Linked DNA regions of Mus musculus: region 2 is linked to region 1. Evidence: chromatin loops called from intact Hi-C (ENCODE). Cell type or tissue: left cerebral cortex. All regions are shown on one strand. Each heading gives the region's core, and the rest is flanking DNA. Links, peaks and the distances in the headings are about the cores only.

Evidence for each region. Hi-C counts contacts between places; a loop is a spot of excess contacts. Peaks named below come from ENCODE experiments on the same cell type or tissue, not always from the same donor. Only the 100,000 strongest peaks of a DNase experiment are listed, where the experiment ranks them.
Region 2: it touches region 1 in a loop (3-fold over the local background); 10 of 42 quality-filtered maps call a loop at or near these places.

Annotation. Positions count from the first base shown.
Region 1 is chr11:117,175,225-117,178,129 of GRCm38, forward strand. No RefSeq gene overlaps it. Among named protein-coding and RNA genes, the nearest start is that of Sec14l1, 62 kb to the left of the region's middle. In left cerebral cortex, for the core only: CTCF peaks have their summits at 1,326 (motif pointing right), 2,303 (motif pointing left) and 2,504; DNase peaks (open chromatin) are centred at 400, 1,349 and 2,293; H3K27ac peaks cover 1,046 bases.
Region 2 is chr11:117,119,856-117,122,760 of GRCm38, forward strand. All of the region lies in intron 2 of Sec14l1 (SEC14-like lipid binding 1), which reads left to right. Among named protein-coding and RNA genes, the nearest start is that of Sec14l1, 6.1 kb to the left of the region's middle. In left cerebral cortex, for the core only: a CTCF peak has its summit at 1,566; a DNase peak (open chromatin) is centred at 1,544; H3K4me3 peaks cover 2,117 bases; H3K27ac peaks cover 2,322 bases.

The sequences.
Region 1 (2,905 bases), core at 236-2,735:
GATTCGGGTGGGATTCCCCTGTGGGCGTGACTTCCCAGAGTGGGCGTGGCCTCCCGAGTGGGCAGGGCTGCTTGAGCGAATTACTCAGGTTGCAGCTTTTATTGTCTTCCTAAATTTATTTTAACTATTTGCTTGGAGATAGGTCTCACTAAGTGGCCCTGGCTGGCTTTGAACTCACACAGATCCTCCTGCCTCTGCCTCCCAGTGCTAGAATTAAAGGTGTGAATGTCACCATGCTCTGACGTTATTGTTTTTTAAAGATTTATTAGTTATTCATGAGTGTATGCCTGTGTGCATGTGTGTGTGTACACACGTGTGCAGTGTCCTCAGGATCCAGGAGGCGACACTAGACCCCGGAGCTGCAGTCACAGGCGGTGGTAAGGTGCAGCTGTGGGTACTGGGAATCAGAGCTCCATCTTCTGTAACTGCGTGCTCTCGCCGGCTGAGCTTTCTAACCAACCTCTGCTCTTTACATAACTCAGCCGGCCTGCAAATTCATGCTCCATCTCCCTCAGACTTCTAAGTGCTAGAACCGCAGGGTCCAACTTTCGAACATCGTTTATCCCGGTATTGCCTGGCACTCTTCCAAAAGGAGACATTCCCCCCTCTGCTAGGCAACCTGTCTTGGCTGTCAGGGTGGGCTCTGAAACCTGTTCCCCAGCCTTCTAGTTTCATGACTGGTAGCAAATGTAGCCATCACTGCAAGAAGCAAATGAGCTCTCACACACTTCTCATCCATTTTTATTAATAAGAGAAAGGTATTGTGAGTGTGTGCGCCTGTGCATCCTGCTCCCTGCCCCAGGGCCTTTGCACCCACCCTCTCTGCCTGCAGTACTCTTACCCCCGCTCTTTGCATTGCCACCCCTTCCTAACAACCTGGTTTAAAGAAACACGGCCTGCCTGGAACTTCCTAGAATGGCCTCAGTAACTTTCCCCACTGGACTCAAGTTTCCCCGAGAGCAGGGAGCTCACAGGCCAGAGATAGCAGCTAGGCTTCACTGCACTGTGACCCTGAGCCAGACTCTGTGCCAAGGAGGAGACAGGAGGATGGTCACCACCACCCGTACCGCCCCCAGCCCCCCCCTCCACAGAGGCACTTGTGAAGGTGCTAGATTCTAAGATGGTGGTACTGGGGTGGAAGAGAAGAGAGGACAGGCGCTGGGTGTGGCAGGTGATCTGGGTTTCTGTCTCACTGCGGCCTGGATGAGGTCACCTCAGCAAGGTCGGGGGAGGGGGCAGGCTGGGGACCGGGCTGACACTGGCCTGTGAGCTGAGCTGGGCTTGGCCAGAACTGGTGTTACCTGTTCCTCCTGCCAGCAGAGGGCGATACCAGAAGGAACCTGGAGACTGTTTCATACATGTATGTGTGCTGTGTATACACACATAGTGTGCATGTGTGTTCATGTAGTATGTATATGCATGTGTGGGTACATACACACACATATATATATGACTGTGATTGTGTGCATGTTGCTATGTATGTGCATTTTACGCATGTCAGTGTTTGTGTGCTGTATACCTGTGTACATATACCTTTGAGCTTGGGTGTATATTTTGTGTGTAAATGTGTGTTTACACTTGTGTACATACGTGCATATACACATATTTGAGTGTGTGTTTGTGTACATGTGTATATGTGGATGAGCGTGCATGTATGTGAGTATGTATTTGTGTACATGTGAATGCTTGTGTGTAACAGGAGGCTCTAGGGACAGGTGGAACACAGGGTCACAGATGCTCTCAGTAATTGTCCATCTCCTCTTCCTGGCTGCGGGCTATGTTCCTCTTATCTATGGATCGGGGATCATAAACAATTATACTCAGTGTGTTAGTCACACACCGGCCCTGCCTGGCCCTGGAGTGCATGCCTTCTGCAGACTGGGATAGTCCTCTGAACAGCCCTGCAAATGACATTACTGAATGGGGCTGGGCCCAGGTGTCAGGGAGAGACCTGCTCCCCTACCCCACCCTCCACCCCTCGCTGTTCAGCTTACCTCTGGCCCTATGTGTCCTGCCCCTCTTTCTCCATTAGCACCCAGAATGAAGGGGACACAGGAACCTGATACGCAGGTTCAGAGCGGCTGAGGAGTGGAGTCAGTGGGTAACAATGAGAACCCCCTCACAGCAAGAGCCCAACAGACAGCATCAATGGTTTGAAAGAGGTAACAATGACCTAGGAAGGGGTCATCCAGTGGCCTGTCCCTTGAGACAAGCATGTTGCAAAATGCCTGCCCCTTGTTCTCCACTGTCCCTGCCAGCAAGTACTGACCCATGTGAGACCAACCTCATTCCTGAGGCGACATCGCCACCTGCTGGAGAGTGAGATCCTGTGTAGCTCAGGACCTGGAGCTCCTGGCTTTGGACACTCACCCTCTCCCGCCCCCCCCCCCCACCGCCCCCACCCCACGCACCCCCCCCCCAGCTTTGTGGCCCCCACCACACCTTTCCTTCCTCCCTCTCTCCCTCCCTCCCTCTTGGGTGTTCCAACCTGCATCTTGCTCTGATTCCCACCAGCCTACCACATGGGCACTGTTATCTCCAAAGCTTAAAGTCCACGGGTTGTACACAGGACTAGAGTCCAGGAACAATGGCTACAGAATCTCTTGAGACTGTTGGCCTGGAAGACCCTGGACTGCCAGCTTAGCTTTGACCTCCTCCAGGAAGTCCTTCTGCCCTACCCCATGAGGGTGACACTCCTGCCCCGCGTCACGTGCTTACTAAGTCCTCACTGGTAGCCAGCTTGTCACCGACCCCTAGGCAGCTGAACTTGAAGGTCACTGTCCTGAATTATGAGTTGGGGGTCTCCTGTAGCCCAGGCTAGCCTCAGGCTCACTAGATAAGCTAGAGTTATCTGAAAGGAGGGAACCTCAATTGTGCCTCCATAAATTCAATCTGAGGGGCATTT
Region 2 (2,905 bases), core at 235-2,734, 55 kb before region 1:
GAAGTCTGTGCTGTGGAACCAGTTGTCCCTAGTAGTCCCTAGAGCAGCATTGTAGCGCTTCCTCCTAGGGGGGAGGGGGAGGGGGAGAGAGGGCACCAAACAGGTGTGTGCCAGTCCCTGGGAGAAGGCCAGGAGGAAAGGGACTCCTCCAGCTTGCCCCTGTGTTCCTTTGAAGCCAGGTTTTGTGACTGTGGATTACAGAAAATTGTCAGCTGAGCGTTGCCTGGTACAGACAGTGGGGTCACATTTCAATTGCATTTTGATTGAATAAACGAAAGTTTGTTGTTGAGTTGGGCATCAACAACATTTTAAAAATGTTAAAAGTTTCTTTAGCTCATTTGAATTAAAAAATGGCATTTAAGCAAACAGAGCTGAAATGACGGTTTTCAGCTGGCATTTGTGACATTCCTTGGAGTTAGGATGAGAGAGAGGCTAGCCTAGAAACGCCTGCAGACGTGGAGAAGGTGCCAGCTCCTTGCCCTGCAGTAGGTGAGGGGAGTCGGTGGGACGATAATATTCTTGGGTCAGTGTTGTCTTTGTTACCCATGCTCCTGATAATGTGTGTGCCAACATATTTTGTGAAGGTTCTGGTCCACCGTGATGTCCACGCCTTCAGGTCTCAGCTTGACCCGTTTCCTGGATGGCTTCCTTCTGCTTGCGCTTGTCTACCCAAAGGGTTTATGGTCTCCTAGGTGCTTCGTAGGTCAGGGTTTGCGGCCAGGCAGAGGTGGACGTGCTGGGGCAGCACTGTTTCCTTTTGAAAAAACCTAGGACGAAACACAAGCTTTAAAGCCCAGGCAGGTGTAGCCATGCATGTGGCTGCAAGGGAGACTCAGACTCAGACCAGGGTCAGACCCTGACTCAAAAACAAAACAGCACAGAGAATTTTAGGTATGTTAAAGACGCTCTGGCTGGACGTGGGGGAGGAGGCCTGAGAGGCCATGCTGTGAGAGCTGTGGTATTTTTCTGTCAAGGACAGCTGTCCCTGTGGACAGGGGAGGTGTGTGATGGAAGGGCTCTGACAGCGTTGCCTGCTCTCCCCAGTCATCGTAACTGTCCTGTCTTGCTCCTGCCCTGGCATCCTGCCTCAGGGGTAGGGCACAATGGGCACCTTCTCCCTTCAGTCCACATCCTGGTTTTTCTGTCTCTGTGTTTGCCGCAGAGCCTCCTCCTCACTGCATTAGTTGGACAGGCACCCTGAACGTTGCCTTTGGGACATGCAGTCTGTCCCCTCAGTCTCTTACCCCGAGCCCTTGTCCTGTGAGCGATAGTGACCCAGTTCCTTGTTCATCTCCCCTCAGTCTTTGAGCCCCTCAGGGCACCCGTGAACCCTGCTTCCTTGGTTCTGGAGGCGATTTCCTGCTCCCTGCAGGCCCTGTGGCGCCCTTCCTGCCCGCCCCTGGCCCTCTTTAGAATCACTGTGTTCTCAGGCTGTGAGCCGGCTGCCTCCCTGCCCCTCCGTGTCTTTTTATACTCCTTTGCCTCACATGCTTGCCTTTGCCATCTGTCTCTTCAGATCTTGTTGAGTATGTCCTGCCCTGCCTCCCTGCTACCTCTGGAGGCAGGCCTCGTGTTTCCCTCCCTTCCCCCGGGGCACGTGGCCACTGCTGGCCTCCGCCACACTTCCGACTTGTCTCTAGTACTTTGTCAGTGCTAGGTCTTTGCTTATGACTGTATTTGCTTCTCTTCTCAAGGGTCCGTCCTGTGTGGTCCTAGCAGTGGTGTCTCCTTGTTTCCCTGGGCCTTGAAAGTACACAGGCGCCCAGGTGTGAGCAGCGAGTCTCTGCCTTTCCACCTGAACCCTTGCCTGGATTTTCTGGGGACCCCACTCTCACGGGGCTTTGTGTTTTCTTGAGCCCAGGCTATCCAGGGCCCCTCGGTGCTGCTTCACCCTGTGAGGCGTGCAGAGCTGCTGGCACTGCGGCAGCAGTGAGAATGGTTCCTGTGCAGTTGAAGGACCAGAAGTCCTACTGGCTGCGTGGCTGTTGGTCAAATAGCCGACTGCACAAATGGGCTGTAGCCTTCCTCCCTGTTCCTTCCGCGGGCTTTTCCCATTTCCCATTTTGTATCTCACGGCCTCTCTCTAACACAGCTGCAAGGAGGAAAAAAAGAGATTTGCTCAGAGTGTAGATGTTAATTCCACCTGCACCCCACCCCCACTGAATAGCCAGTGATGGGCAGCCATATCCTCCTCCACCCTTGCTGGGACCTCTTTGCCCACCTCCAAGTACCAGACAAAAGCAAGTCCCTCTGTACACACAGACGGCTCTGCCATGATCTTGTACATCAGATGGGCATTTATAGCTAAGCATTATTACTCTGGCCAGTGGTAACAAGAGGAAAGGGTGTCTACTGTTTCCTGTGAGTCCCTGTGGGCTCTGTAAGGTGCTGGGCAGCATCCTGACCTGGAGTGCGTCCTGAGGAGGCGGCTCTTCTCCCTGAGGATGGGCAGGGCGGATTGCCTGCGGATCCACAATCGGCAGTGTTGACTACAATATTGCCTGTCATCCAGCCTTTTATTTTTATGTTTATTTGTGTGTGTGTGTGTGTGTGTGTGTGAGTGTTCTGCCTACATGTATGTATGTGCATCATATGTGTGCTTGGTATGTTCAGACGTCAGAAAGGGCATCAGATCTGCTCTAGATCTTGAGTTATAATCAGTTGTGAGCTGCCATGTGGGTTCTGGAAATTGAACCTGGCTCCTCTGCAAGAGCAGTTAGTGCTTTAGCTGGTGGGCTCCCCCACCCCCAAGTCCCCTTCTTACCTTCTTGGACGATATTTTCTTCCCTTCGCCTTAGGTTTAAACTCTGGGTCTTGGTCTATTTCTGATCTGGTTTCCAGTTTTGTGGTAATTAGACATGAGACTGCACTACCTATTGTCTGATCTTGAGTGAGCCTGATGTGT